2 separate regions of the Mus musculus genome follow, and region 1 is linked to region 2. The links are chromatin loops, found by intact Hi-C in ENCODE. Cell type or tissue: heart. All regions are shown on one strand. Each heading gives the region's core, and the rest is flanking DNA. Links, peaks and the distances in the headings are about the cores only. Region 1 overlaps Kif13a (kinesin family member 13A). Region 2 overlaps Kif13a (kinesin family member 13A).

Region 1 (15,477 bases), core at 4,741-12,740, 75 kb after region 2:
TTACAGTACTGAGGGGAAAGGTAGAACTTTTCTTATTCTGTAGATATGGTCATTATTACACACATATTATAACACTCTTAGCAAAATATAAAATTCATGGTCCCTGTTCTCTCGGGTGTTCGACTATGATCGAGAATCTGCATAGGAAACGCATTGCTTGTAGGTGAGATATGTTTGGTTTCAGCACTAATTTGACTTCTGTTTTCCTTGATTAAAAGGAACAGCAGTTCTTGGCTGTGACTAGAGACGTTAAGGTGGAAGCATTCATTCTCTGGTGAGAAGTAAGGGGAATGGGGAGAGAGAAGGACAGAGTTCCTGAAACCAACCTATTTGTCAGGCTCCATGAAGAATGGCCTCATTGAGCCTGAGTCCAGGCTCTCAAAGCAGCTCTCAAAACTGGGGTCTGGCAGGTCGAGCGGGGGTTGTTAGATGCATGGGCTGGGCAAGCCAAGGATGCCAGATCCCTCACCGCGTCATGGGCTGGGTCTGAACATTAAATCCTCAATTGAGTCTTGCTGTTTGTTAGAAACTATCACGAGATACTCTACCCTCTCTGGCTTTTTGACCTGAAACTCTTGAGTTCTCTGGAATCGAGAAGGACACCTCAAGGCTTGGGCTGAAAGAATGTGAGTGCTTGCATCAGACAATGGGGTTCTGATTCTCGACCCCCACCTTTGCACTGTTGGTGTATGTGTCACAGAATCCCATAAAATGTGTCCTCAAATGTCTCATTGTCTCACTGTGTCAGGGCCATGGGTAGCATCAGTCCGTTGACAAACAAACCAACCAGGCTGGGATTTACGGCACCTGGTTTTGCCACAAGCTGCCAGGCTTTGGTGAGATAAAGATAACCTTTTTCCTCATCTGTGGACAGGATGAGGTAAAGGATTGCAGCCACGTCTCCCATAAAGCCGAATCATCCATTTTGTGCGGACAGGCACAGCTGTGGCTGTCCCGGCTTCTTTGGCGAATCAAAGGCTGGCTTGTTCGGCCGTTAGCGTTGCATGGAAGTGAAGTGTGCTTTGGAGCACTGTGCACTTGAAGTATCTCTTCCTCCTCTTACCCTCTTGGTATGTTGGTATTGTAATGTCTGACAGGTAGTTTTGAGTCTGAAGCAAAAGTCTTTGTGGTAGGAATAATTGGGGAGGGGGAGGGGAGGGGAGAAGGCAGACAAGTTACTAGACTGCAGAGTTAGACCTCAAACCTGCCCCCTCTGTGTAAACTCACCTCTTCCCCCAACCTCAGCACGCAGCCACATGTAGCTCTCATTACAAGATTAGAAAGTGGCTGAATTAGAGTCCATAGTGATAAACCTGAGCCATGTCAGTAAAGGATTACATCGTGCTAATGGTAATTAAGACCTTCTTGATAGGGAATCAATATATTAAAAAATCTCATTTCCTAAAATGAGCCCTGCCGGTGGGTAAGTGGTTTCCAAGAGCTTTGCTGTCTATTTCCTGCCTGTTTATCTTTGAATCTTACTGCAGATAGAAAAAGCAGTCTGAGGGCTGGAGGGATGGCTCGGTGGTTAAGAACACCTGCTGTCCTTCCAGAGGACCGGCGTTTGGTTCCTGGCAGCCGCATGGGTGGCTCACGCCCTCCAGTGACTCCAGTTCCAGGGGTTCTGATATCTCCTCAGCCTCTTTCACACGTGGCATATACAAACACATAATACATAAATAAAAATAAAAACAAGTATTTTTTTAAAAGAAAGAAAGAGTAGCAGTCGGGTGGTGGCATACATGGGGGTTCGTGTAAGTAATTTTCCTTAGCATGGAGATTCTGAACATTGTCCTAGAAATTATGTAATCTTTCTTGCCATATGGTGTTTTGCTCAAATTTACTGAAACCATGTGTTCTTGGGCATTTGTGGGTACCCCACAACCTGGGAGAGAAGATTTACTGCTGACTCCTGATCTCCTCATGTGTTTCACACTGTGTGAGGATACAGGAGCACCTCCAGGCTGAGGGCTGAGCTGCAGGCCAGAGCCGGATGGCCGTGTTTGATTCTGTTCCCATCTGGGGAGGTTATGTGGTCAGAGGTGGAAATGATCAATTTCTCGTTGCTTAAGGGAATTGAGACGATAGAGCCAGTGTGCACCAAAACTAACATTCTAAGAGCTATCGGTTGCCAAATTAGAACCAAATTGCGGGCAGAATGGCATAATATCAATAGGGCCTAATGCATTTAGGCGTAAGCATTTGATGGTTGAAGTGAACTCTTAGTAACTACCTGGAGAAAAAAGGCCCAGGCTCTTGGGGTTGGCTTTCTTGGACCCAAACGGTAGGCAATCATAACAGTCCTTCATTATCAGGAACTTGAGGATGAATTGAGACTCTTAGCAAGTTCTGTGCATCCCGGAAGTAGCTGACAGTTATTAGCCATTCCGGAAAGCTGCAGCAGTTCTTCATGTCGTCAGCAGGAACACTGATGTTGGCTGCTCAGACATCATTAGGGTCAGCCTGTGTTGTACACAGTGCCTGCTGTTTTGAAAGCCGCTAACCAAAGAAACACAGCATAAGCCCCTTCCAGGTCTGATTTCGTTTTCCTTTACGGCGTTTTATCAATTGTCTCACACGTGTGACCATTCTAGAGAATCTGCTTCATCAAGATCCTGAGCGTCCTAAGTCCTTAAGATCAACAATTCTTCTTATTAAAGAATTTTTTATTAAAAATAAAGAGGAGGAGAGGGGGAGAGGGGAGAAAGGGGACACACACACACACACACACACACACACATCAGAGAACAGCTTGCTGGAGTCAGATCTCTCCTTCCGTTAAGTGGGACTCAGGTTGTCTGGCTTTGGCAGCAAGCCCCTTTATCTGCTGAGCCATCTCAATGACCCAGAAACTCATTTGTTTAATTAAAGTATATAATCACAAAGACATCCATTTGATATAAACCAACTTGGAACCCAGTACGACTGACTCTTTATAGATCATACCTCAACTGGTAGAAGATTTGGGGATCAGGCTTATATCAATAAAGGTTATTGATATCTGTGAATCTCAAGAGCTGGACACGAGTGAGCAGTTCAGTTCAGGAGAATTCAATTGGTAAAGATGCCCAAAATATGAATGAGCAAGTTATGAACTTTAAAGTAGACATATATGTTTATTTACATTTATAGCATATATTTATTATATAATGTGTCTTTTTCTCTACCCTACCCCCAGGCCCCTTTTCAATTTGGGGACAGGGTCTCGTATATCCCAGGCTGACTTCCGACTTGCTGTGTTTGAAGCTGAGGGTGACTTTAAACTTCTAACCACCTTGCTTCCACCTCCCAAGTGCTGGGTTCTAGTCGTACACCACCATGACAGGGTTCATCTGCACTGGAGCTGGGACCCAGGGTGCTGTGTGCACAGACACGCACAGCCCTGCCTCCAGATATCCTTTTAAATCCTTCCTCACCCCAACTTTTTCATGTTTCCTTTTTCTGACCCAGAAACAGTTTGACATAGCTGTGTTCAGAGGGGCAGATAACTGTCACCACAGTATAAAATACAGTCCACATACCACATTCCTTCCCGGCATGGTGTTGAGCCTTTTGCATGTGTGTATGTGGGGGCAGATAGAATGACCAGAAGGTAGAGTCAGATAGGAAATACTGTTGTCCACATTTCACAGAGAAGAAAAATAGAGGTTTGGGAAGGTCCTGCTACCTTTTATAGGTAAAAGCAATGACCAATGTGAATGGAAACAAAAACAGGGATACATTCTATGGATGACGTAAAAACAGGGATACATTCTATCGATGACATAAAAACAGGGATACATTCTGTCGATGACGTAAAAACAGGGATACATTCTATCGATGACATAAAAACAGGGATACATTCTATCGATGACATAAAAACAGGGATACATTCTATCGATGACGTATGGATTCGACTCCTGTCCTGGACATGTCTCGTCTCCCTGAGCCCTAGAGTGGTTCTGTTAAGAAGCCGTGGTGTGGGACTGAGCTGGGAGTGTTAGTACCTGAATCTTCTCTCCAGACAGATGCTGTCCAAACTCCTGAGCCCAGGTGCTCGGCTGAGCACTATTTACACATTTCCCCAAGACCACCACAGCCAGGAGCTCTCGAAGGGACAGAAGCTTGAGCCGGCTACCTTACTGGAGAGAATCATTGTCAAATGCTGTCAGAGCTGAGGGACGCTTCTTTGTCAGCAGCCATTCGTGTGGAGACAGGCTCCCCAGTCGATCTTGCTTTCTTTGCTCCTTGGCTCTCTTCCCTGTGAGTCAGCCACTTCATCTAGAAATAACAACAACAGAAACGGCCAGCTCATGCCAGCCCTAGCAGTGTCCCTGGGTTGGAAATGTTGTCTGGGTAAGACACTCCCTACCATGGTACAAGTAACACTTCCCTGAACGGCCATTCTGATAGCACTTGGATGCCACAGTGGAAAGTGGCCTGAGGCTTGCTTTCACTTCGTGGCCCAGTTTCTCAAGTTCTCTTTACCAGGTCCCTTCACAGTAAACTTCTGAAGTTGATTGAAAAATTAAAATTTGCACCTCCAGGTGTAGGCTTAACGTCTTTGTTCCTTTATCTGAACTAGAGTTTGGTTTCATTCAACTTAAATATGGCCTGAAGTCTCTGGATGTGAGAAATTTTGTGAGCTGCACTCCCCACGCCAAAGGCCTTTGAGGAAGGAATTTGCTTAAACCTCATTCAAATAAGGCCTTCTTCTCCCTTTGAGGTATGCAAGCGAGACCTGTCCATTCTTGTACTATCCAGGTGCTCAGATTTGGATCTGAGCCCCTGCCAAGTTCAGAGTCATCAAAATTACTGTGGCTGTCAGCCCTGTGTAGAGGAGAAAGCACCTTCATAAAGAAGCAGGGCTAGGAGTTGCAGCTCACAAATGCACAGCCAAGCTCCTGCCAGCCCAACTCTAGAGGGAAAAGAGATGAAGAAAAGAAGGGGCTTAAGAGATCAATTTGATCTCGGGTTGGGTTTGTATTGGTTAGCTTCCGTAGCTATAGGGAACCTGAGATCAAACCTTACATAGAGAGAAAAGCTTTGGAGGCCTCAGTTCATGGCTGATTGGCCCCATTGCTTTGGTACTGAGATAAAAGACAGGGTATAATGACTGGCTGCAAGGTAGATTAAAACCTTTAACCTCAAGGTCAAGAAGTAAAGAAGGGAAAACTGGGGTTCTAAGTCTTCTTCATGCGTACCCCCAATAATCCAAGGATTTCTCTACACACTTAGGTTCTTACCATCTAAAAACTCCACTATTTCCCACTAGTACTACCCTGGACAGCAATCTTTAACTTGTGGGACTTTGGAGACATTAAAGACCTAAGCTATAACATCGTTCCAATCTTAGATCCTATACTCTCCCACGTAGAAGTATATTCTGTTCGTGGAAGTCTATACTGTGCCGCACCCTGCTGAAGAGTTCTATCCACTCTGCTGTGTCCATGGTGGTGCTTTTTTTAAATGTGGATTATAAACAACTTGGACCATACCCTCTTTCTTCATTATCCTACTTCCTAGGCCCCGGTCCATCCTGTCTGTTCCGTAGGTAGATGTTGGACACAGGACTTAGTTGTCTTTTCCCTTGTTCCAAGTTGACTCCTTTTAGTGCATTGCTGTCAAGACCCTGAATTGTAAAGACCTAGCATGGTGGCTGGGAGGCCGTTACTGCTGTTCCCAAGGGGTCAGGTGACGCCCACGTAGGGAGACCTGGCGGTGTTGGTTTTTCAAAGATCCGTATCATCCGTGACTCAGTGTTGGGTGACTCAGCTTGCAGAGGTCCCACACAGGAGCTCCTGTTACTGCTCTGACGTCGTGTTGCATGTCTCACTGGGCATGCCCGGGTTTTATAACTTGTCTACATGGTCATCAGAGATGCGATTATAAACCCTGAAGGAAAAGGGCGTCTTGGCCATGCTTATTAACAGTGAGGTCAGATGCGGCATGCCCTGTGGGTTCACTGCAGCGGGTGTGTGAAGCTCAGGGCGGTCTCCAAAGATGCCTCCCTGACACGGGTTCTGCCAGGAAGCCACGGGCCTCTTGGGTTGGGCAGTCTTGTAGCTTTGCTCTGTCTGTCTGGGTTGAGAACAAATACCCATAGATCCTCCTGTTTCCCACAGGACTTCTGAACCTCCCTGTAGGCCTTTGCCTAGACAAACAGCACTCCATTCTGCTTGCGTGTAAACTGTAAACTGTAATTGGGAAGCATTCAGGGTGGGAATATTGCATCTTTTATGAGATCTGCCCAGGCAGTGTTTGAATTCCCTAGTTCCCACCATGCAGCATAAACAGCTGCCTTTTGTGTGTGTGTGTGTGTGTGTGTGTGTGTGTGTGTGTGTGTGTGTGTGTGTGTGAGCCAGGGTTCAGAAGCAGCGGCTAAGTCATTCTTTCCTAGGCTGAGAAAGGTTTTTTTAAAAATACGGACATGAACACGACAGAAGGTTTTTTTTAATGAAAAACCCTCGCAGCTGGGAATGGAACTCAGTGGTTGAACACTTACCTAGCATGTAGGACCCTACGTTTAGCCCCCAGTACTACAGAGGGGGAAAGAAAGACCTTCATTCATCTGGGTCAACCATGGGTCTTTGTGTGGGTCTTTGGGATGTCCAGTGTTCTAAGACAGAGCAAAGAAGCGAAGCCATCCCTGCGCTGCCTGCAGAGACTGTTGTTGATGAGGGCAGAGTCTGCTCCACGGATACATGGTACACTGTGAAGATTTGGTTAACCGTTGGGATCTTGACTACGTTCACAGCTATTCTTCCTGTAATAGTGATTCCCTGATGGTGACTGAACAAAAGAATTGGTTGAGCATAACTGCAGCCCAGGGCTCATGCATTCACACAGCGTCAGGGTGGGGAAATAATGAGAAGTCCATAGAATTGGTCCCATTGGCTTTTTTACTGCTGCTGTTCATTATAGCGTGTTCTTTCCCACTGCAACGTTCTATCCTAATGTTGCAAACGATTGGGGACTAGTTTGCCTATCCTGGATCCTAGCATGCTCCCTCTCTCTCTCTAATGTGAGAAACACTCCCTCCTTACATTTATCAGTGAGACCACAAAGAAAGCTATGAAAAAAAAAAAAAACAGGCAACAATGATTCCTTTCTGAGGACTGCTGTCCACTGTCTCATCCTTTTTACTGTCATCTTTAAAACTAGGAAGCTGTACAGAGCTCTGGCAAGACAGAAGGAACGGTGACTAGCTGGTGACTTCCTTTTTTGCACCAAACTAATGACAAGATGATACTCATTGTAGATAATGACTAAAAACCATCTCAGGCTCTTCGCTAGCTAGGCACAGTGGCTGGTGCCTCTGTGACCAGCCTGATATCCTGGTCATCAGTCAAGTGAAAGAGCGCTCAGCATTTGCCACTTTAAGACATGAGGCCTTCCCAGAGCCCCTCCACCAGGGAGAGGCAGGACTCACAACTAAACGAAAATGTGAGCAAACTCCCGTGTGAAAACTGTGTGTGAAAACTGTGAGCAAAAACTGTAAAGGAAAGAGAAAGGATTTGAGTATTACAAGTTTTGCTTTTAGGGCTGGGCAGTGGTGGCACACGCCTTTAACCCCAGCACTCAGGAGGCAGAGGCAGGCAGGTGGATCTATGAGTTCGAGGCCAGCTTGCCACAACAGCCAGGGTTACCTGGCTTTAAAAAAAATATATATATATATATATATTTATGTTGTATATATATGTGAATTGGTTCTTTCTTCCCACCATGCCAGGGTTACCTGGCTAAAAAAAAAATATATATATATATATATATATATATATAATTACGTTGCATATATATGTGAATCGGTTCTTTCTTCCCACCATGTAGGTCACAGGGGACAAAGTGGGGTCATCAGATGGGAAGTGCTGTTACCTGCTGGGCTATTGCTGAACTTGCTCACTGCTGCCATCTAGCTATGCTCTTTAATATCTGAATATGAAATAACAAAACTGTTGCATGACAGAGTTGGGAAAAATACTTGGAACATGTGTGATAGGCCAACAGTTAATGTCTTTAGCATATATGATAACATGTATGATGGACCAACAGTTGATGTTTTTAGCATGCATTCAGGAAAGAAGCAAGGGAGGGGGGTGTACCAGCCAGCTTATAAAGTGACTCAGAACTCAGACAGCCTATTTACTTAACGTTAAGAGTAAGTGAGCTGGGGCTGGAGAGATGGCTCAGGAGTTAAGAGCACTGGCTGCTCTTCCAGAGGTCCTGAGTTCAAATCCCAACAAGCACATGGTGGCTCACAACCATCTGTAGTGGGATCCGATGCCCTCTTCTGGTGTGTCTGAAGACAGCTACATTGTACTCATATAAATAAATAAGTCTTTTAAAAATGGGGTCTTCTTCCTTCTTGACCTGGCCTAGTCAGGATAATGAGCAGCAGTGACGGGTGTCAGAGAGAAGGCCTCGTGTTTAATTTGGGGAATCCCTGCAATGGCGGTCAGCAGGAAAGTGTAGGAAACTGTAAATCCTGGGAAATGAAAGCGAACGGAGATGTCTGCAGGGTGGGGCTGGGATGCCTATATCAGAATCCTAAGATGGCCAGCTTGGTGTTCACATAGGGGCCGCTGAGATGGCTCAGTGAGTAAAGGTGCTTGCTGCCAAGTCTGGGAAACTGAGTCTGATCTCCTGCCCCACGGGGTAGAGGACGAGGGCTGACTCCTGAAAGTTTACCTACCTGCATGCATGCACATGCATACACATACATACTCACACACTCATATGTACACACACACACACACGATAGTTGAAAATATATATTAAATAAGAGGTTTTTAAAAAAAATGTTCACATAGATGAAGGAAATACTCATTATTTTTGTCTTAAAAAGAATAAGTTCTCTCTGGGATGTGAAGTTATAATAAAATGTATTCCGGTCTCTCAAGGAACCTAGCTGTAGATTTCTGAAAACACATAAGCTTCACAGTAATTCTTTCTATTTTACTGTTTTCCTAGTTGCATCTTAGTATCGTTACTTGCAGATGGAAGGGAGAAAAAAATTTTCTTTCCAGAAATACACGAAAACATTCGCTTTATGCATTTATGTGTATAAACACTTATAAACACACGCGCACACATTTGTTTGCTTTCCAAATTTCTCTCATATCCCACTTATGAATGAAACTTTATTAAATATGAAAAGCCACGGGGCTGATGGCATGGCTCAGCAGGTAAAGGTGATTGCTGCCAAGTCTGATGACCTGAGTTCAAGTCCCAAACCTCACAGAATGAAAAGGTGCGAGAATTGTCTCCTCCTCTGACTTCCACACATGCATCCACACATCCACACATCCACACATGCATCCACACATCCACACATGCATCCACACATCCACACATGCATCCACACAGCCACACATCCACACATGCATCCACACATGCATCCACACATCCACACATGCATCCACACATCCACACATGCACCCACACATCCACACATGCATCCACACAGCCACACATCCACACATGCATCCACACATCCACACATGCATCCACACAGCCACACATCCACACAATAGGTAAGTGTAAATGTGACAAGCTCGGGTTATATTCTGTCATCAAACACGAATGTGTGACGCATGCCTTATGCTCTGTAGAGCTGCAATGGGCCTTGACATCATAGTCTAATAGTTGAAGCCAGAATGAGAGATAAACAAGGAAACACACAAACGAAGCTCCAGATAGGCTCTGAGAGTTTAAGCTCACCATGGAGACCAAGAGCAAGAGCGGCTGATTGATCACCAGTGTCCGAGGCCTGAGCTCCTGACTGGCTATATTCACCAGCGACGAGGTCTTGGCAGATGACAGTCTTTCTGACCCCAGTCACCTGTCATCATATTTATAGGTCACCTGCCATACCTGTGTATCTAAAGTTAGAATAGAAATCTATAAAGTGTGACTACAGATAAAGACACCAACTGGATAGGGAAGCCATCTCTTCCTTCTTGGCATAAATACAGGCAGACTAGTTCCTGGCTTGAGAGCGGGACAAGGGCCATCCTGGGCCTCAGCACAAGCTCACTCCTGTGATACAAACTCACCCCTGTGATCACCACATTTCCCCATTCATGAAGATAGAACCCTTGTGACCTACCTAGTGTTTTCTTAAAGGGCCCTACCACCTCTTGATACTCCTGCTCCGGGGGTCCAGTTTCCAGCCAGTGAACGCTGGGGGACAAGTCCAAGCCCTCACACTTACATCAGCTACTTTGCTTGTTGTGTGACCAAATGCCTGACAGAAAGCCCCTAGTGGGGAAAAGCGTTTATTTGGCTTGCAGTTTAGGGGGCTACATCCATCATGGTGGGAAAGGCATGGTGACAGGACGTAGGGGGGCACTGGTCACATGATGTTAGAAGTCAGGAAGCAGAGAGAGGTGAGTGCTATGCAGAGCTTGCTTGCTTCTTTTTACTCTGCCCAGGAGATGCTGCTACCTGGTACACTCGAGGTGAGTCCTTCCCTCCTCAGTTACATTTTTCTGGAAATACCCTCACAGGCACACCCTGAGGTGGGTTTCCATGGTGAGTCTAAAGCCAATCAAGTTGATGAATGCAAACCAACCCAGTATTCTTGGTTTTGTTCCCCAAGTCTGCAGAATTGAAGTTGTGGATTATGGTCCAGTAGCTAGAAGTCCTGTCCCACCTGTCCCTGCTCCTTCCTAGGGAGTGTTTGACCAGTGTGGAAGAGCAAACGGGATTGCTATGGTCATCTGCTTGGGCTGATACAGCGTTAGAGTGGGCTTGAGTCTGGACCACGGGCAGTTCTACCAAGCCTGAGCACAGCTGAGCTTACTCTGCATCCTGCCTAGGCCAAGGCTTGACTCAAGACTAAGGCCTGGCCTGTCTTTTGAATCGGAGCCCAGAGTGCTTAGAGAGTAAGGAAGGCCCCTTCAAAACAGGAGAAAATACTGATATTCTTATGGGGGGAGATCAAGAGCCTTGTAGCAGACTGCGACTTAAGAGCGGTATTTCAAGTATGTGTGTCAGAGACAGTGACGCGGACAAGCCATGCTGTTGGTGGCTGTGTGCACACACACCTCACAACGCACTGTGTGTTTAGACAAGGCTGTTAAAATTCTGTTTGCTTTTAAAATCTGTGGGTGCTACCAACGTGTCAGGAGGAAGCGCTGTACTGGATGGTAGGTGTTAGAAAGGGAGAGGAAAGGCGATGTAAATTTGGATTTTTTTTTTTTTCGATTCATTTTGCAAACTTTAACCCGCCCCCTTCTCTCTGTGTGGGTGACTCGTGCATTATAATGTCTAAGTCTTTACATAGTTACTGTGGCATGGCTTTCCCCTCTTCAATAATGTTTCTTGTTACAATTGTTGACACGTGTAAGTACTTTATTTTTTATTTTTAAAGTATATGCTTTTTCATTCTGGAACGCTTACATTTAAGGCATACAATCTCATGCTATTGCTGGGTACTTAACTTGGCTGCAGGTTCTAGCATGTTAAACAGTGCTGCCAAAACATCTTTGACGAGGTCATGTGAGGAGAGCAGCTCAGATATGCGCGCACAGTGGCTCAGAATGGAGTCTTACCCCCTTCCCGTCCGGCTTCCTTTCATTTTGTTTTATCTGTATGAGTGTTTTGCCAGCATGTGTGTCTGTGCAGCGCTTGCATTCAGTACCCAAGGAGGCCAGAAGAGGGCAGTGAATCCCCTGGGACTGGAGTTCCAGTTGTGATCTGCTCTGGGGTTGCTGGGAATCAAACCAGGGTCCTCTAGAAGAGCAGTCAGCGCTCTTAACCTCTGAGCTCACTCCAGTCTCGGGTTTCCTTTCAAATGGCCTCTTGTGATGATTCTCTCAGCAGAGGTTTATAAGCGACGCCTACTTCTACAGCTCAACAATATTTGACGTTGCCAGAATCTCACTTTTTGGCAGCCCCGTGATTGAAGTGTCAGTTCTAGTCTCTTGTGACAGGTTTTGAAGCGTCTTACTCTGAAGTTTGGACGCACTGCAAGGCAATGCTGAAACCCCATCCAGCCTCCCGTCAGAGAGAAACACGCCACCAATAGCTCGCAGTTGGTTATGTTTGAATGTGCAAATATATGGAGGATGAAGCAATTAAACTGACTCCCATCTTTCAACAGATATTTATTAAGCACTTTATACTAGGCACTGGGATTACAAAGATAATGAGATTGCCATCTCTGACATCCGGGTGCACTCATTCCAGAGCTGGAAATAGTATATAAGCCAGTAGTGCCTGCAGATGCTGTGGGAGCGAATGTTCTAGTAACCAGGGGGAAGGAAGTATAATGTAATTCTCTTCATTGTCTGATAATCAATGTGAAGAAAGCGCATGCCACCTTGAATGTTTATTAAACATGTCATAATTATTCTGTCCCACTCCATGATAGTGTAGGTCATGGTAGAAGCCGCAGGAGCTGAGATTGGCTAGGGTTAGTGAAAGAGAAGTTGCCTTTGTCCTCCTGCAGGAGCACAGATGAGGTGGATCTGTGAACTGGTGAATGGCAACATCTTGGTTACTTTTTCTATTGTCCTGATCAAGTACCCTGGCCAAAGCAGGTCGAGGAAGGAAGGGGTCCTTTTGGCTCACAATTCCGGAGGACAGGGCAAGCATAGCAGGGAGCAAGAGGCCCCTGACCATACTGTGTGGGCAGTCAGGAAGGAGAGAGCGATGAGCGGTTCTGCTTAGCTCATTTTCTCTTTTTGATTCAGTCCAGGACGGATGCCAGCCCATGGAGTGTCCCTGCCCACATGCAGAGTCTTCCCTATAGATAACTTAATCCAGATCATCCCTCAAAGGCATGCCCAGATGTTTGCTGCCTAGGAGATTCTAGAGCCTGTCACACTGACTGACAGTCAGCATTAGCCATTGTCACCTCCTCCACCACCACCAATGAGCAGTTTCCCAGCAGTCGACAGTGCGGGGAGGAAGCGGGCCTAAGAAAATGTACTCAGGGTTCTCTCTACTTGGAAACTAAACCCAGATGGGAGACAAGACAATTCGTATTAAATAACATTTGGATACAATTTCTAAAGAAGAAAAGGAAACCAACTTTGACATTGCTTTTGTACAGCCTGCTAACAATGGAGAAGGAACTTTAATCCCCCGAGAAATGTCAAAGCAGCAGCAGTATGGAATCGTGAACTTATCCAAATATTCGGCAGTAGTTTAGGAACAAAACTGAAAGTGCAAACCAGTTGTGTGTGGTTATCCCTGCCTAGAGTTTCAGCTGCTGAGCAGGCTAGGTTAGGAGGCTCACTGGGAGTTGTACAGTTGAGAGCAACAGGGGCAGCAAAGCAAGCCCCATCTACACAAACTGCATTTGCTGCACTCTCATTTATAGCTGTACTGTAAATTTTGAGGGGGGGAGGACTAAGAGGTTATTACTAATACACCAGTAGAGGGCTTCCCATATCTCAACTCTTAAGACCACTTGCTGCTCTTGCAGAGGACCCAAGTTCAGTTCCCAGAACTCACACAGTGGCTCACAACTGTCTGTGACTTAAGTTCCGGGGGAATAGAGTGCCCTCTTCTGGCGGCTGAGGGAACTGCATGTGTTGTATACATACACATATACATGCAAGCTAAACATTGATACACGTTAATATAAAACCACATCTCTCTTTTTATAAAAACATACATCTCTCAACACAAATCACCCTTTTTATTTTATTTTTAAATATCTGTTTGGGTTCAGCAGTTAAGGTACTTTCTGCTTTAAGAACTACCTGCATCAGGTGGCTCACAGCTGCATGTAACTTCAGCCCCGGGGAATCTGACACCTTCTTCTGGCTTCTGTGATTACCCACGCATGCACATGAAACCAATAAGTCTTAAATGTTTGTTTTGTTTTCTAGGTCAAGAAGTCGTTTTCAAGTGCCTCGGGGAAGGAATTCTCGAGAAAGCCTTTCAGGGATACAATGCTTGTATTTTTGCATATGGCCAGACAGGTAAGATGTTGCTTTTATTGAAGCTGATGAAATGAAACAAGTGTTTGAAAGGATGTAGTTCAGGGGACAAAGGGCTTGCCTAACGTGTGCAAAATCCTGGATTTAACCCTTAGCGCTTAAATTAGAAGACTATATAAATAATTGTCCCTTCTCTGTTTTGTTTTGTTTGTTTCTTTGTGGTACTGAGGATTGAACCCAGGACCTCTGGTGGAACAAGCATGAGCTACATCCATTTCATAAAAATATATATATATATATAATTTCCTAACATTTAAAAGGCTGGGGAAGTTTGAGAAATGCAGAAAAATTCTCCTGACATCTTGCAATCAAAACTATCCCACATTTCGAAAATACATCAGTTCGGTAATTGCCTAATCTCTGTGTTAATGAGCACATCTAGTTCCGTGCTATTAAGCATCACTTTCCTAAATTATAGTTTTAACCTGTGTTTGAACTGGAAAAGAAATCATCAGCTTCATAGTATAAATGTTTTGGCAGAATCAATACAATATTTTTAGAGTCTCCCCTGCCCCCCCCCACCCCCTGCCCCCCACCATCATTTGGGTTCCAAAATGATGATAGATTCTAGACCGAAACAGGTAGAACAAAACAGGCAAATCGAAAATACAGTTGGGGCCCAGCTATTACGGCTCTGAGCTGTTGTTCTTTTGGAGTAGAAATAAATAATGATTCCTAATAATACTGCCACCGTCTGTGTCACATGGCTGTGAGAACCCAGGAAGAGAATATGGGTAATTTAGCATATGGTATGTCCAGCTATGACTGGATGCTGGGATTTTACTGTATATGCAATGTGTGTCCCAGCATTAGGGTTTCGTTGCTGTGAACAGATACCATGACCAAGGCAACTCTTGTAAAGGACAACATTTAATTGGGGCTGGCTTACAGGTTCAGAGGTTCAGTCCATTATTATCATGACAGAAGGATGGCAGCATCCAGGCAGGCTACCTCTTGTTCTAAAGACAAATAGGAGAAGACTGGCTCCCACTTGGTTAGGAGAAAGGTCTAAGAGCCCACCCCCACAGTGATACATGTCCTTCAAGACCACACCTACTCCAGCAAGGCCACACCTTCCAATAGTGCCACCCCATAGGTCAAGCATATTCAAACCACCACACCTAGTAAAACTGACGAAATTGCTTATCTTGTAAAAGGCTCGCCGTGTAGGCATGTAGACTTGACTTTTTTAGTCACCAGAATCCATATGGAGAAACTGGTGTGGTGGCATACTTTGGAGGCAGAGCCAGGCAGCTCCCTGGGGGTCACCAGCCAGTCAGTCTCATGTACCTCACAAGCTCCAGGGCCGGAGAGACCCTGCCTCAAATAATATGGATGGTAGAAAGGAGTGACAGCCGAAGCTGGCCTCTGCTCTCCACACACACAGGCACACATGCACACATTCATATGCTTGCACAGCTCTTTCCATACTACATAATGGATGGGTGGGATTTTACGTCCATTGCTTTCCTGAGGTACATTCTTAGTGATTGTGTCTCTAGACACTCATGTGTACACAATGGACCATCCCAACCTTACAGAG
Region 2 (16,644 bases), core at 4,112-12,111:
GGCTGGGGAGGTGGCTTGGGTTGAGTAATTAGTGCTCATGCCAAGGACCTGGGTTTGGGTTCCAGCATGACAGCCCAGAGCTGCCGGTTACCCCAGCTCTGGTAGATCTGATGTGCTCTTCTGGTCTCCTTGATCCCGTTCACTCATGTGGAATGCACACACACACACACACACACACACACACACACACAGACACACACAGACACACACAGAGACACACACACACAGACACACAGAGAGACACACACACACACAGAGACACACACACACACAGACACACACAGACACACACACACACAGACACACACAGACACACACACACACAGACACACACACACACACACAGACACACATAGAGACACACACACACACACAGACACACACACACGCCCACAATGATAAAAGAATTGGAAGGGATTTCCTCCTAGCTTGCTAACATAGATACCATCTTAGACACAGTATACCGCATGCTATTCTCTTTCATGATCACAAAGTCAAAAGTTGATGCTCTTTGGAGCTACCGATGAGGGAGGACATCGAAAAAGGCAACCCAAAAGCCAGTTTCTGCCAAATCTCCTTTCTGTCTAACCTGAGAACTTGAACGGACATTAAGTCACTGAAGTGCTCTGAACCAGTCCACATAGAGATGTGCACCTCTGACCGGCTCCCAGGAGACTCTGATGTAAGGCAGTCAGCGCAGGAGCCTGGAGGCAGGAGCTGATGCAGAAGCCACAGAGGGATGCTGCTTACTGATTGGCTTGCTCTCCATGGCCTGCTCAGCCTGTTCTTGTAGAACACAGATAGGTCCACCAGTCCAGGGGTAGCCTGCCCACAATGCACTGAGACCTCCCATATTAATCATCAGCCAGTCAGTCAATCAATCAATAATTAAGAAGTGCCCTACGGGCTTGCCTACAGCTTGATCTAATGGAAACTTTTTTCTCAGTTGACTTCCTTCCTCTCAGATGACTCTAACTAACGTGTGTCAAGCAGGCAAGAAACTAAGCAGCACAGTGGAAAAGAGTGTAGCTTGGACACTTTACCTTGAAAAAGGCTTCCCAGGCATTTCAGTGACTACTGTTTTTTTTTTTTTAATTTTTTTCTTTTTTTTTTTAAAGATTCATTTATTTATTATATGTAAGTACACTGTAGCTGTCTTGAGACACTCCAGAAGAGGGCGTCAGATCTCGTTACAGATGGTTGTGAGCCACCATGTGGTTGCTGGGATTTGAACTCCGAACCTTCGGAAGAGCAGTCGGGTGCTCTTACCCACTGAGCCATCTCACCAGCCCCAGTGACTACTGTTTAACACACCTCTTGCCAGCAGGTTGAAACAGCCATGTTGCTACATCCATAGATTCTGTAGGTCAAGAATTTGGAAGGGCAGAGTGGGGATTGTCTTACTCGGTGTTCGTGTCTGGGGAGTAGCCATGCCAAGGTTCAGCTAGTTGAATGTCCAGGAGCATTAATAGCATCAGCAACTATCTTAAATCAAAATTGCCTAATTAGATTGCACTTCTCTTAACTCATAAACTTGACACTGGTTTCCCATGTAAAGCCGCTGCTGCAGATTGTTAGCTCAGTTTAACAAGCCAAGCTTGAAGCCCGGTTTTATAACCCAAGGGCTCTCCAGCCCGGTGTGTCTGATTGAAACCCTCAGTGTCTGTCTTTCCTGGAGTTGGGGAGAAGAAGGGAGAAGGAGTCAGGGAGTCTCCTAGGTGTTGTGAACTTGCTGGATGCTGGCTTGTAAAGAGACACAGTTTTCTTTTCCAGGCTCAGACTCATGGGCCCCAGTGCCCTGCTTCACGTCTTCTCTGGCGTTCCCAGGATGGGGCAGCCAGTGGTCAAATGGCACTGTGGTGAAGTGAGAATTCTGAGTGCTGCCCAGTACTGCTGCTCCTGTGACCAACGGGCCACTTTGAGCTTAGCCACCAGTGGGCCACTTTTGCCTCTAAGTTCCTTTGTTGGCACAACTGTAGTCAGGATTAGATCATCTATAAGGTCATTTTTGCTCTTGTTTTCCAAGTTCTAACATTCAGGTTTACCCACATACAGTCCCTAAATACAGAACTGAGTCAAAGTAGGCAGCAGATGAACCAGCTAAAATGGGCTGCCTTTTAATTCTCGTCTTGTCAGTGTCAGGAGTCTTGGGGAGGCCAGGGAGGCCATTGGTGGGAGGCTCCGCTGATCTGCAGTAGCTGACTGGAGGTTTGAAGGTGTCAAGTGAAATAAGACAGCCACCAGCTCCAGACACTGAGGCTCTTATCAACCAGCCTGCTGGGGCCTGGGGTGCTTACAGAGACTCTGTCTCCTGCAGCTAGAAAGGTGTCTTTTCTGTGTGCCTACAGGACATTATGAAAACTATTTGATTTGAATCTTCTAATAAGATGCCATCTTTTGTGCGCGCGTGTGTGTGTGTGTGTGTGTGTGTGTGTGTGTGTGTGTGTGTGATGTGCAGCTGTTTTGGGCAATAAGGCATGAAACAATATATAGAGTGGACTAAATAACTTTCTCACAGCTGTTAGCATAAAATCTAACTTGCTCTGAAGCCCCTCCCCCTCAAGGTCTTATTGTGTAGCCCTGGCTAGTCTGAAACTTACTCTGTCTATCTAGATACACACACAGACACACACACACACACACACACACACACACACACACACACACACACACAGACAGACACACACACACCACGCTGGGCTTGAACTCACAGAGATCTCTCTGCTTCTGCCTCCTAAGTGCTAGGATTAAAAGTTCAGACCACCATACCCAGCTCTCTTTTTCCCTTTTCTTTCTTTGTTTTCTTCCTTCCTTCTTTCTTTCCTTCCTTCCTTTCTTTCTTCCTTCTTCCTTTTTGTGAAAAGAAGAATAAGTTGTTTCTGTTTGTTGTTAATGATATGTATATGTGTGGTGGTCCATGCAGGTACCTGAGGATGCCTGAAGAGAGCACCATATGCCCTGGATCTGGAGTGATGGGTGGTTGTGAGCCTGTGGACATGGTGCTGATAATGAAACTCAGATCCTCTAAGAGCAATCCATGCCTTCTACTAACCCCAGCCTGTGTTGTTTCTGAGGGTTTTGTTGTAGCCCTACCATTCTGTAGCTAATCCCTCATATTTCTACACTGATCTCAGCCAAAAATCCCGAGGGATCCCCACTACTCTTTACTGCCTTCTGTTATGGGATGAACTCAGGGTGTATGTGTGTGTGGGCGCCTCTACTCTGGTTTATATACTTTTTGGACAGTGTCTTTCATAGCCTGGGCTAGTTTTGAGCTCTCTCTATGTAGCCAAGGCTGGCTTGAACTGCAGAGCCTATTGCCTTCACTTCTTGAGAGTTGGAATTACAGGCCTTGGTCCTTTTGCTTCCTTAAGCAGGGTGGAGGTTTTGGCTCCTTGTGGCCTGTCTGAGTCTGGCCTTTAGGTGTGATGAGCTTTGCTGCTGTCAGGCTCAAGAAAGGCATCTGTTTGCTATTCTCTTGCTTTTTTTTAAAGACATGGAATGGGTAGGGAGCTTTGGGGGAAAGAGAAGCTTCACTCTTTGCAGTTGGCTCTGTGTGTGTGTGTGTGTGTGTGTGTGTGTGTGTGTGTGTGTGTGCTGACTCTCACAGACACTCCCTAGCTCTACACCCATTACCAGTGACCACAGACATTCACATCCCACAAGCTGGAAGACTCAGAGGAGAAGCAGGGCGGGTGAGGAGCTATGTAGGCATTCTGCTTTGAATACTTGTATGCACAGATTTATCCTGGGTGCTGGGTGTAGCCACAGAGCTTCGTGCAGTGTGTTGCAAAAAGTAAAAAGGCCTTTCAAAATACTTACATTCTAATGTGTAGTTTAATAAAATGGTCCAAAACCGATTGCTCTTCCTACCCACCTATCTCACTAGCTCAGCTAGATGGAGAGTGTTGAAGGATTTGTAGCCGAGGGCGCAGAGATAGCTCAGCAGTTAAGAGCGATTGTCAGTCGCTCTGAGTTTGTTTCCTGGCACCTGTGTTGGGCAGCTCACAGTCACCTATCAGTCCTGTTCCACGAGATCTGAGGTTTTCTTCTGGCCCTCTGGGGCAACTACAGATACATGGCATATGCTCACACAGACATACATGCATACACATAAATGAAAACTGAAAACATGAGGGGCCAGAGTGGCTTCAGATCTTCCAGATGATCTAAGTTTGCTTTTCCAAGACCAACTTCAGGCAGCTCACAGCTCCAGTGGAGTGTGATACATATGACTTCCTTGGGTGTGTAGACACATGCACATACTCTTACACAGACTTGCACATACACTTAATTAAAATAATAGAAGTATTTTAAAATAAAATTAAAAATGTTTAGATTAGAACACACATACACATAGACATACATACACACACACACACACACACTTCTTGCAGAAGGCCGGAGTTCCATTTCTAGCATTCACATCGGATGGGTCATAACTGCCTGTAACCGGAGTTCTAGGTGATCTGACGGCCATAGGCACCTGTGCCCACATGCACATAAAGGCTCGGGTACACAGCAGCATGTATACAGAAATTAAAGGACAGGACATCTCAAGATTTGTAGCTGAAGTTGTGCTGAGAGGTTTTTGGTAGGGCTTTGGTATTGGCTTGTCTTTTCGTTCTCTGCTCTTAGCTGCTCCGTGTAGTTAACTGAAGTGCAGGACTCAGGTACAAATTGGAATGGGAAGGAAGAATGTTAAGATGGAGGAAGGTCCTGAGGACTCAACTCTGGAGGCCATTGCTTTCCAAAGGCAGGGGAGAGTGGAAGTAGGGAGCGTGTATCAAAATAATGGTGTTCAATTAAGCGGCATGGAGCCCTGGTAAAGGTCTGAAGTTTTAATACAGAGTTACAAAAAGAGCAAATAGGAAACTTTAGCGTGGTAACACCTGTTAGAAAAGTTGCAAGGAGCCTTGAAGTGTTGCTGGCTGTGATGGTCAGCTTAGTTAGTATTTACCAGTCTTCATTTTTGTAATGAGTTACAAAGCGGAGATGAATTTTCCAGAACTGCTGGTCTACTGTTATCCTAAACAGTACTTTTCCTTCCAGTTATTTTCTCCCCTAAGACAGTCAGCTATCCTAGGTTTACCTAAGAATTAAAACAAATCAAAACAAAAAAAAAAACAACCCCAAACTACTAGAAATAAAACATAAAGAGTTTTCTAACTTATCTTACATTGTTCCGAACAAGCAGCATTAAAAAAAAATAGCCACTTGTCCTGACTCCTCCCTAACTAAGGGGCAGCTTGGTACCAGGGGAAGGGGATTACATTGGCCATTTTACTTTTATTGAATTTTAAAATTCATAATTTTTTTAAGACATGGTGTCTACATAGTCTTGTTTGTCCTGGAACTCAGTAAATAGGCCAGGCTGGCCTTAACCTCAGAGATCATCTGCCTCTGTCTCCCAAGTGCTAGGATTAAAGATGTGTGTCACTATGCCCACTTCCTTTGATTGAAAATTGTGACACATTCATTTTCTACTCTCCTGGAGGCTGAAGGGACCATTACTCTAGGTCAGCCTGGACGGTGGTCTGCAGTCGGATTCCCCTGATGTCTCTGAAGTTTACTGTATCGACTAGAAGAATATTGAGTTCCTTGGATTCTCTGGGTCCTCTGGCCACTCCAGAGCACAGATGACTATAGGATTTTACTGGCTTAAAACATTGGCCAATAGGATGTGGTAGTGGCTGTGGTCCCAGCTACTCAGGAGGCCGAGACAGGAGGATTGCTGGAGCCTAGAAGTTGGAGGCCAGCCTAGGTTAAAAAACAAACAAAACAACAACAACAACAACAAGACAATTGACCACGGAGTTGCCTTTATATTATGATCTATGTTGAATTTTATTTTACAGTTCTACATTTCCTTATTTATTGTTTGTGTGTTTGTGTCCATGCACATAGAGGACAATATGAGGGACCCAGTTCTCGCTTTCTATTTGAGGGACTGAACCATGGTCATCAGCCCTGGTAGTTCCTCTCCACACTGAGCCGTATCCGCAGCCCAGCACTGGATTTTCTACACAGCAAGCTGTCTTTCTCTGTGTAATTTGACATACTGAGCAAATCCGTCATTTGCAAAGTTACCTTGAGCAGAATTTTTTAAAAAAATTTAAATTATTGTAAGCTACCCTGGACAGGTTGAGCCTCCCTTGTTGAAAATGCTTGGGACTAGTATTTCAGCCCTTGACTTTGTCAAGCTGCAGAGTATTTATGCACACGTGACAAGGCATCATGGGAGGAAGGCCCTGCTCTAAACACTAAATCCATTTGTTTCATCTGCACTTTATACACGTAGCCTGCAGGTAACGATGCAATATTTTCAGTGAACATGTGAGCTGCCCATGACTTGTCTCATGTGGAATTTCCTATGTGGGACATAGCCACTCTCAAGAAGCTTTATGATTTGGAATCTGTGGGGTTTTAGATTTTCAGATTAGAGTTACTGAATCTACATCCGAACCACAGCGTTTACCCCATAAGGAGAAACTGCTTGCTTGTCTTTTGCAGTGTTGATGAAGAGATTGTGATGTAAGTGGCCAGCTTTATGCTATGCATGCCTTAGGCGTGTGTGTGTGTGTGTGTGTGTGTGTGTGTGTGTGTGTGACACACACAGTTGCATGTCAGCTTAGACCCTGGAGCCATGTGTAAGCCTCTGTCATGGTGTGGCAAGAGTGTTAAGTAGAGATGTGACCCTTGACAACCACATGGCAGTTATAAAAAATCACCATAATAGAGTAAGCGTCTTTACATTTCTAACTGATTTGGATCAGATTCGCAGTCCTCCTTACCATACGCAGCTCTCCCGTCCAGGAGTGTGGACTTGGGAGACAAGCCGCTTCTCTGGGTCTGAGTCTACTACACTCTAACTGGAAAATCGGGACCAAACCTTACCTTGACTCGCAGTGCCTCCGTTTCCAGGCTGTATGACTGGTGTTTGAGGCCCCCAAGAGTTGACAGTTTTTTACGTCCCTGGGACACATGAGGATGCCTGACCCCGTTTGCTTCTCCTGTGGCTTCTTATTCATTTCAGGTTTAAGCAAAGAAGTTCCTCTCTAGTACCTAAAAATAGTAATTAGAAAAAAAAAAGTCTTAGGGAAGTGGAGTGTGGTCCTAGCACTGGGGAAACTAAGGCAGGGGAGTTGCTGCCAGTTCAGGGCCAGCTTAGGCTTGACAGTGAGACCCTGCCTCAAAGTAAATGAATAAAGAGTCTCATGGTTTTATCTGTAAGTGTTTTCTGATGACCTTTCATTAAATGAGGCATGCCCTTTTTAAAAAAATGACTTGTTCTTTTTAATTGTGTGTACTGGAATCTGCTGACTGGGTGCTGGCACCTGTGGCGGCTAGAGACGCTGGATCCCTCTGGAGCTGGACTTCCAGGTGATTGTTAGCTGCCAGATGTGGCTTAGCCACTGGCCTTCTCTCCAGCTCACATTTTAATGACTTCCCGCCTGATCTCCAATCAGGCACATCCCACTTCTCAGTCGATAAGATACCACCGTGCCTATGGTTCTCTCAAATGGGCACAGTGCGCTTTGTGCAGAGGGAACTCCTTATTCATGGGTGTTCCCTGTCTCTTGGGCTGTCGGCAGTCATTCATTTAGTGAAGAGTTTGTATCTGGAATCCACATCACGGGTGGGAAGAACCGTTCTGTGTGTGCACGCGCGCATAAAAGAATGAAGCTGGGGTGGGGGCGCTGCACCAAAGGTGGTACAGTGCAGCATGTCTGCTTTGCAGAGTGCTGGACACATGCATGCGGTGGCCTCCCCTCCCCCTCTGCCACGTGCACCATCTTGTCTGCATTCAAGCTCCGTGGTTTTGTCAACGAGGAGCCCAGGTGTGCTGGATGGTATTTTTGCTTGTTTGTTTTTGTTTTGTTTTTGTTAACTTGACACAAGCTAGGATCATCTGGGAAGAGGGAACCTCAGCTGAGAAAATACCTCCATTAGACAGGCGGAAGGCAAGACTGTGGGGCAATCTTCTTGACTAATGATAGACGTGGGAGGGCCAAGTCCACTGAGGAAGGTGCCACCCTTGGGCAAGTGGTCCTGGGAGGTTTAAGAAAGCAGGCTAAGGGCTGGAGAGATGGCTTAGTGGTTAAGAGCACTGGCTGCTCTTCCAGAGGTCCTGAGTTCAGTTCCCAGCAACCACATGGTGGCTTACAATCATCTGTAATGGGATCTGATGCCCTCTTCTGGGGTGTCTGAAGACAGATGCAGTGTACTCATATAAATAAAATAAATAAATCTTTTTTTTTAAGAGAGAGAGAAAGAAAGCAAGAAAGCAGGCTGATCGAGCCATGAGGAGCAAGCCAATAGGCTGTGTTCCTCCATGGCCTCTGCATCAGCTCCTGCCTCCAGGTTCTTGCTCTGACCTCCCTTCACGAAGGACTGTCAGCTGTAAACAGAAGTAAACCCTTCCCTCTCCAAGCCGCTTCTGTTCATGGGTTTATCTCAGCAACAGAAACCTAAGGGATAGAACAGATGTCTCGCTCTTCCGTGTGCCCCTCCCTTCTCTCACTGAGCTGTTGCTCCTCCGTCTCACCTTGGAAGCAAAGAAAGAAGAAGATGGGGAACCAGGATACAGGGTAGAGGCAGGACATGGAAGGAAGATTAATTCAGGCTGAGAGGTCTGGGCCTTGATGAAGTTGACTTTCCAGACCGGTCTCAAAGCTGCCATCAGAGACTGGGCTCTGGGCAGTGAGGGCAGGCTTGTGCCTGGTCCTGCCACTGAACAGAGTAAGGTGGCTGCAGTATGCCTTAGGTGACCTTGGGTTTCAAATCAGAAAGAGAAAGCCTTAAATTAGCAGCCAATCAAAGCTGGTCAGAATCTGGTCCAGGCATGATTCATGTGGGGGACTCGTGGCTGTGTTCGCATGGCCGGATTCTGAGAGGAGAGCCTATGGCGGTATGGAGGTAAATGAGCTTGTATGCCTCCCACAGTTTGTCAGCTTTGACGACTGGCTGTCAAAACAAAATTAATCAAACTGTAATCATTGATTTACCCAGTGGGATCGTTGGCAGCGGTGACCAGGGAGGTTAGCGACGGGAACCTCTCCCCTTGAGTCCCTTATTTGCTGAATTTTTTATACTCAGGTCAGCAGTAGAGTCACATGGGAATAGTGAGTAGAGTTTTAGTGCCACTAAAAACCTATGCACCCATTTATTTGAATATCGCTCCATCCCTCAGCCAAGCCCTGTTACTTGAGAGTTAAAGACAGTAACCCATTCTTTAAGAGAAGAGTCCCCTCCTAGAACTGCTGGCAGAGAGAGTCTCTTCTGCTTTCCGTTTCCTCCATCATATGCCCTTTCTAGATGCTTTGTGATGGAGTACAGTAAGCCCTGCCGATGCTGTGCCTGGGACCACAGGTCTGCGGTGGGGCGGTCCTCAGACTGTCACTGCGGTTCTTCATCTTAGTGTGGGCCTCCTGAAGCCTCTAATTTCTGCATTAGATTATTACATAATAATGGACTCCGTGCTGTCGTGTGGCTTTTGGGATCATAGCAATGTGGAAGGCTGGTTACTGTGCCTCCCTGAGCTCTCGGCAGTACTGGGGGGTTGGATCCAGGGCCGTGTGTGTGCATGTTTGGCACGCTCTCCCGCACCGAGCTAGCCGGAACATGGCAGTACAAACGTAGCTCTAGAGCCTAATCCCACTGACAATCACTGCTTTGGGCCGACAGGCAGAGGCTGCCACTGCTTAGCACTCCATGACATAAGTGATGGTTATTCAGCCAAAAGGTCACGCAGTGTTTGGCAGGAGTTCACATTGTAAAGGTTTACTGACTGCACGGTCTGCATGGCAGCTTTCGCTTGAGGTTTATCCAGGAACTTATGGGAGAGAATTAAGCTCTAGGCAAAGTCATGAAACCAGGAATTCATGTCCAGGAATGCCCCTGAGTCTGTGTCGCCTTCTGACCTCCGGGTGGTATGTGATCTCAGTCTTGGTGAGGCAGGGGCTACACCGCTCTGCCTTGGGCATTCTTCTGAGCCTCCCTTGTCATGGGAAGAGAGGGACAACACTGAGAGTGAGGAAAGAGAGACACTGGCCAGTTGTCAGCATCACCTGCAGTTGTTGCCTGTGAATACCATGGCCGTCTTCCTCCTGGGGGCTGAGGGCATTTCTGGGCACCCAACCTTACAGTTCCCAAGAGGCAGTTGAATTTCTGCTGCCTATTGTAGTTGGAAAGCAAGCTTGTGAAATCTCCATGTTCCTGTCTGGAACATGGGGACCAGTGACGCTCCTGAACTTGTCACTCCCCTGGGCATTCTCAGCATTGAGGAAAATTCTCAACATGTGCTCCAAGAGTGTACACTGGCATGGAAGTCCCCGGAGAGTGGCATGCTGCAGGGATAACTTAAAATTTGTTCACATTTATGTTTGTAAGAAAGGCCTTGGTAGACTTTGTCAAGTCTCTGTCTATTCTTTACAGAGTTGGTCATGTAAAGCTTTACGTTTTATTTAACAAGCCCCTTGACGGTGAGTTGCTGGTGATACCTGGTGCAGTGGTTGTCAAACTGAGCATAATCCCATGGCTGGAAGTCACAGCAGGAGGGCAGACCACTGTGGCTGGCCAGTTGAGAGATGGAAACCACACTGAGCACTCTGGGAAGTAAAAGTTGCTGGGAAATAGTGGTCGGCAGCAGCCTGGATGCTGGTGTAGCCTTGGAGACTAAGCAGATGTCTTCTTGGTTCCTGGACTCCACAGGATCTTTGTTACAATGTTTTTCCATTGTTTCTCTCTGACTTAGACAAATTTGGTTTCCCATTCTTTCTGGGTGATTGAGTTGGGTTCTCTCTGTCTTCTCTAATTCTGAGCACTTTTCATATGACTCAGCCGTAGATGAAATAAATGGCTCTAGTTCTGGCCTTGTTGTTTGTAGGGTTGGGGGTCAAACAGTGGCTTCATGCTTGCTACTACATTATCATCTCTAAACTATGACTCCAATCTTTTGTTGTTGTTATGCTTAATCCTAACGATGCTGCCTGAGCCTTTTCAGGTACTCATAGCTAACATCTGCCTGTGCAGGGGAAATAAATGACCCCTAGCCCCTCCTTTCTTCCTCCCTCCTTCCTTCCTTCTTTTCTTTCTTTCTTTCCTCCAGCAACTTCTTTGCTCTTAGTGTCATTTATTCTCATTATAAACACAGCAGCTATTTGAAAACTTACAAAATGTAGGTTAGAGATAAATATGGTTTGCTCATCAGACTGTCAACCGTCTAATGCATTTCATGGTTGGTGTGCAGTAATTTATACCACTGGGATACATAACTCCTTAAAGCTCTGGAAGTGGTTGCTATGTGTACCGCCGCTAGGCACCCTGTGCTGGAGGTTTAGTCTGAGCACAGTTCCACCTTGTTGACGTTTTCTCTCCCTCTTGTGTTAGTATCTCCTGTCTGCAAACTTTCCCCTTCAGGCTACCTCGCTTCTGAGAAGGCATCTGTACTGCAAGGGAGCCCAGCATCTGCAGAGCCAGGCTGGATCCTGAGTTTTCTGTTCTTCTTTAGTGTTAGGAACACTAGCCAGGTGACCTTGCCGAAGCTGGGTGACCTTGGGTGAGCTGCTTCCACTCCATGTGCTGTCACCCGCAACTTCAAGTGAGCTCGATAACGCTCTCAGTGGCAGCTGCTTTAGTGACCAATTCTGCATGTGAGTCGGAGCCGTACGACAGGGGGATTACACAAGTAGTGGAACAAAGATTCCTTGAAATTACCTCTCACAGTGATCAAGGTAGGAGGGTGCAGTCAGGTGACTGTGCTGGTCCGTGTGAAACCCCCAGGCATGTCACGTGTTTAGAGTAGCTGTCACAGATGCTCTGCTTATTAGTCACCCTCTCCTTTATTTATTTTTAATTTTTTTTGGTGTATACACAGATCGTCCTTCTTAGCCCTCAAGACTCTGTCTTGTCCTTTCTTTCTTCCCTTTCCTCCTCTTCTCTTCTCTTCCTTCCTCTTTCTCTCTCCCCTTCTTCTTCATCTCCTCTTCATTTTTGAGGCAGGGTCTCATACAGCCCGGGCTGGCCTTGAACTCACTTACAGCCAAGACATTGGTTATTAAACATGAAACTCCTGATCCTCTCAAGTGCCAGAGTTCAGGTGTTCCTTTCCGTACCCAGCTTGAGTGTCTTCTTGCTTGTGTTCCTTTAGCTAGTCCTCAGAACTTTTGGATTTGCCAAAACATGCCACAATCACTGCCAAAAACATGTTCCACAATCCTGAATACTTACTGTTTCAAAAAATAAAATATGCTTTTAATGGGGGGAAAAAACCAAAATAAGAAACAAACTCCAAATGGGCATACCAGGGTGTTTCTCGTGTATACTCAGGCTGTAGTGTGGGGTCACCTTAGAGGAAATGAAATAAATTACACATAATTTCCATGAGCTACCATTGATGGTTTTCATTTTAGCTTCACCTCTGTTTTTCCACCTATGTAGGTACAAAATTTTAACCCTGTACCAAACTAGCACTTAAAGAAAATTACATTCATCTACGTGTGTGTGTGTGTGTGTGTGTGTGTGTGTGTGTGTGTGTGTGTTGGAAGATGCTTGCATACCATGGCATACCTGTGGAGGTCAGAGGACCGCCTGCATCCCAGGGATTGAACATAGATGCCAGGCTTGGCAACAGATATCTTAACCTGCCACTTCTCTGGGCTCAGATTGGTACCTTTGAATTTGTTGAGTTTGTGTTATTACATCAATTTAAAGTTAGTGCTAAAATGAATGTATCTGTTACTATAACGGTGAGTCTGAAATAAATGAACAGGGCAAATCAAACTCAGTGCCGGGCCAGTCAAGGGAGTCGGCATCGCAGGCATCTTGGGTTGCCCTGGAAACGCCCGCTAACGCGCACTCGGATAGCTTTGTTTTGAGTCACTTGTAATATTTTCCCCCTTTCCTGCTGCTAAAAGGAGAATGGAACTTTTGACTCAGGGAAAGCTATGTGAGATTTTTGTAAAGACCAGGAACCAGAAGTCTGGGTTCTCTGAATAACTGCCGAGGTGCTGGCTACAGAAATGGCCTGTCAGAGATGTGACAAGGGACAAGAGCTCTGTTCTACCCACATTCTTTTTGTATTTGAATGCTGTACTTGGATAGTCAGGTTTCAGAGGGTTTGTGTGCTTGGCCTTGGTGGACACATTTCTTTCTCCTCTCCCTCTCCCTGTGTTCTTCCTTTCTTTTTCAATACTAGGGATTGATCATAGCGCTGGTGGATGCTACAGAGACATCCCCTTGTGAGTCCTCCCTATTGATTGATTTTTAACCTTAGAGAGTCTCACTGAAATTGCCCATGCTCTTCTTGAACTCAAAACTCTCCTTCCCTGGCCTCCCAAGGGTGGGGTGGTCACAGTGCACCACCCAGAGTGATGGCAGTGACATTTCTTTATCACCAAGTTATATTTGTCTAAACAGGTAAAGATTGGGCATGACTTAGATAGATCCCACACAGCATGAAGAAGTGCTAAGAGGCAGTTCACGGAGGATCCCAGGAAGCCTTTCGTTGATGGCACACAAGCTTCAGTGGATATCTCTGTACTTTCCTAGAAAGTGCTTTCTAAAATACACTTCCATGGGATTAACTAGAGCCAGATCTGGAGCTGTGCAGATGGCAGTGTCCCTTATGTACTAACGTGCATGCAAAATCTGCCTAGAGTGTCATCTGCCTGCTTCTATTTACTTCCCAACAGTTCCTGAAAATGCTTCTTCCCCTTTGAGAAAGCAGCATGGCTAGATCTCTGTGGAACCCCACCCCCACCCCCAACACACACAGATTTTATTTCTTATAGCAACAGACGCTTCCATAGTTTTTATACATTGTTTTCCTGTTATTTTACCCCAATGGCTCACTAAGTAATTTATCAGTATCACCACCATCACCACCACCAACCACCACCCTAAAGTATAGAATATAAGGTAAAAGGAGCCATACCTTCAGCTGATGATGTCAACTTTTTAAAGATTTATTTATTTATTTATTTATTTATATGAGTATACTGCAGCTGTATTCAGACACACCAGAAGAGGGCATTGGATCCTATTACAGATGGTTGTGAGCCACCTTGTGGTTGCTGGGAATTGAACTCAGGACCTCTGGAAGAGCAGTCAGTGCTCTTAACCGCTGAGCCATCTCTCCAGTCCCCTGCTGTCAACTTTTAAGAGCCACAGCAAAGATTTATTAGGCTACCTTTTCAGGTCAGCAAATGATCACAGCTTGTGAAAACTAGAAAAGTAGACTTACCTGAACAACATTGGCATTTATTTTTTTTTTAAGTTTTATGTTCTATAAGAATTAATGGGGCAGCTACAATGCAGGCAGTTTAAACTGAATGAAAGGAGTTAATGAAGCTGATTTGCCCCAACCTGAATAATTAGATCCTGGATAATAGACTTTCAACCCAACTTTATTAAGGTATAATTTACCTAAGCTAAAATGCACCCATTCAAGGGTGGCCTTCTTGAGTTTTTACAGTTGAGTGCACCGTGTAGCCATGGCCAGCCAGCATCAGGGTATTGAATGCCACCATCACCCAGGTGGTTTCTGGGACCTGAGTCATTGGTGAAGTGTCATGTGAAAAATACAATTCTCCTCTCGTCGTCTCATGTGCTTGAGCATGCTCACTTCATGTCTTGTGCCCCTTTGCTCTCTCTTCCTGCCTTCTCTCTTGTGGTGCTAGGGATCGAATCCAGCAGCTTGCACATCCCAAGATGCACTTCTCCACTGAGCTACATCCTCAGCCTCACATCCTCGGCTTCAAACTGCTTTTTCTCTATTTCCCTTTTCTCCCCTTCCTCTTCCCCTTCCCTCCCCCACACTTCCTTTTTTTGGGGGGGTTGGGGGGGCAGACTCTCATGTATCCCAAGCTGGCTTCGAACTCACTATGTATCTGGCCTTAAACTCACTGTGTACATCCAGCTGGCCTAGAACTCACTTTGTATCCCAAGCTGGTCTTGAACTCCTGACCTTCCTGCCTCTACTTCCCAAGTGCGGAGATTCCAGATGTGCACTATGACCCAAAGTTTCTTCCCTTTTGTTTGGGGTCTCAGCTTGTCATGGGAAGCACACTCTGTATTATCTAGACTTCCAGGCTGTGTAATACAACTCTGGGACGAAGATCATGTGTGTGTGCCTTGAGCAGGGTAGGAGGTAAAGGGATAGGGAGATCTGCAGTCTGAATAATCATCCGCACCCACATAAGAAGCTTTGGGGCAGACAGATAGTGTAAGCCTCATTCATCAATCACATTGTCATTCATAAGACAAAACCAACGGCAGGAACCAAACGTGAGTCCTGCAGGAGTGAGGCCAGTTGAGTGGACAGCTGTCGGGTTGCCTGGGTTTTTCTTCTAACTTATTGAAGCCCAGAGGAAAGGGAATTTATTAGGCAGAATGGAAGCCATCTCATGGTTCCGTGAAGTGCTAATGCAGACAGAGGCGCGCCCACCACCACTTTCCTGGTGTGGTTGCCTCCAGGGCTGGGTTGGTATCCACGTGGTATGGAGGGTCCGGCCACGCCCATCCGCAGAAGCAGTCCATTCCTCCTCATCCTGCTGGCTCACCACATCAGGGAGGCTCACGGTTTCCCCCTCTCACCTGATGGCCTGTTTCTCTCTCTGGACTCTCAGTGCTTCTCCTAATGTCTCCTAAGCATTTCTAGGAAAACCATGACTATTCGAAACCTGCTTTCGAGTGTATTGCCATATTGTCAGCTCCTACGAGAGAAGGAGGAACTTGCCAGTGGACGGTTGAACTTCCTTAATTGTTTGGTAGGCATTGTTTCCACCCAGTTACAGGGCAGGAAAAAAATGCCAACTGAATCTAAACCAAAATGCTTAGGACCGGAAGTGTCTCAAAGTTTGGATTTTTTTTTCTTCAAATCTTTAGATGTTTGCTTGTGTGCAAAAGGAGATAGGAATGGAAGCCAGGTCTGAATATGACACATTTATGTTCACATATACCACACAAACCCTAAAGGCAGTTTTCCTAGAAGATAGAGTCTCACTGTGTAGCCCTGGCAGGGTTGGAACTCTGTGTAGACCAGACTGACCTAAGACTCACGAAGGTGCCTCTACCCCAATGCTGGGATCAAAGGCATGTGCCCCCATACCTGGGCTTACACTATTTTTAGTCTTTTGGCAGCCCTAGCGATTGAGTCCAGCACTTCATCTTTGTGAGGCAACTGCCCTCCTCCTGAGCTCCAGCCCCAGCCGTGTGCCTGCATTATGACTGTGACCCATGCGGCCAGGTGCTTGAAGCTGGAGATACAGCCCAATTGTAGAATAGATGCTTCACAGCCACAACTCCTGGAGTTTTGATCCCTAGTGGGGAAAAAAAAAGTTACGAATTTTTGGAGTAGCTCAGATTTTAGATTACGGATGCTCAGCCAGTACACTGAATTTATCTTTGGTGATGATGACAGTGAGGATCCCCCAGCTTCTACCATACCATGTTCCATTACTCCACTGTTCTCGGGCAGATGCGCAGTTCTGTGTTTCTTACACTCCTTGGACTGTCTGAGAGTGATGAATGGAAATGTTTCCCAGGGCAGGGTGTAGCTCAGTGGTAGAGCACCTGCCCAGGACATGCGAGGCCTTGGTTTAATCCCTACTATTCCAAAGCAGTAATTTTAAGTTTTATTTA

Evidence for each region. Peaks named below come from ENCODE experiments on the same cell type or tissue, not always from the same donor. Only the 100,000 strongest peaks of a DNase experiment are listed, where the experiment ranks them.
Region 1: a loop joins it to region 2, with 2.6 times the contacts of the local background. A loop is called at or near these places in 11 of 42 quality-filtered maps.

What each region holds. Positions count from the first base shown.
Region 1 is chr13:46,831,163-46,846,639 of GRCm38, reverse strand. Kif13a (kinesin family member 13A) reads left to right here. Exons shown (of 38, transcript NM_010617.2): 5 at 13,824-13,916. Among named protein-coding and RNA genes, the nearest start is that of Gm22960, 64 kb to the left of the region's middle. In heart, for the core only: CTCF peaks have their summits at 7,912 and 11,639 (motif pointing right); no DNase peak of the experiment used is centred there.
Region 2 is chr13:46,904,287-46,920,930 of GRCm38, reverse strand. All of the region lies in intron 2 of Kif13a (kinesin family member 13A), which reads left to right. Among named protein-coding and RNA genes, the nearest start is that of Gm22960, 10 kb to the right of the region's middle. In heart, for the core only: no CTCF peak of the experiment used is centred there; a DNase peak (open chromatin) is centred at 8,820; H3K27ac peaks cover 5,938 bases.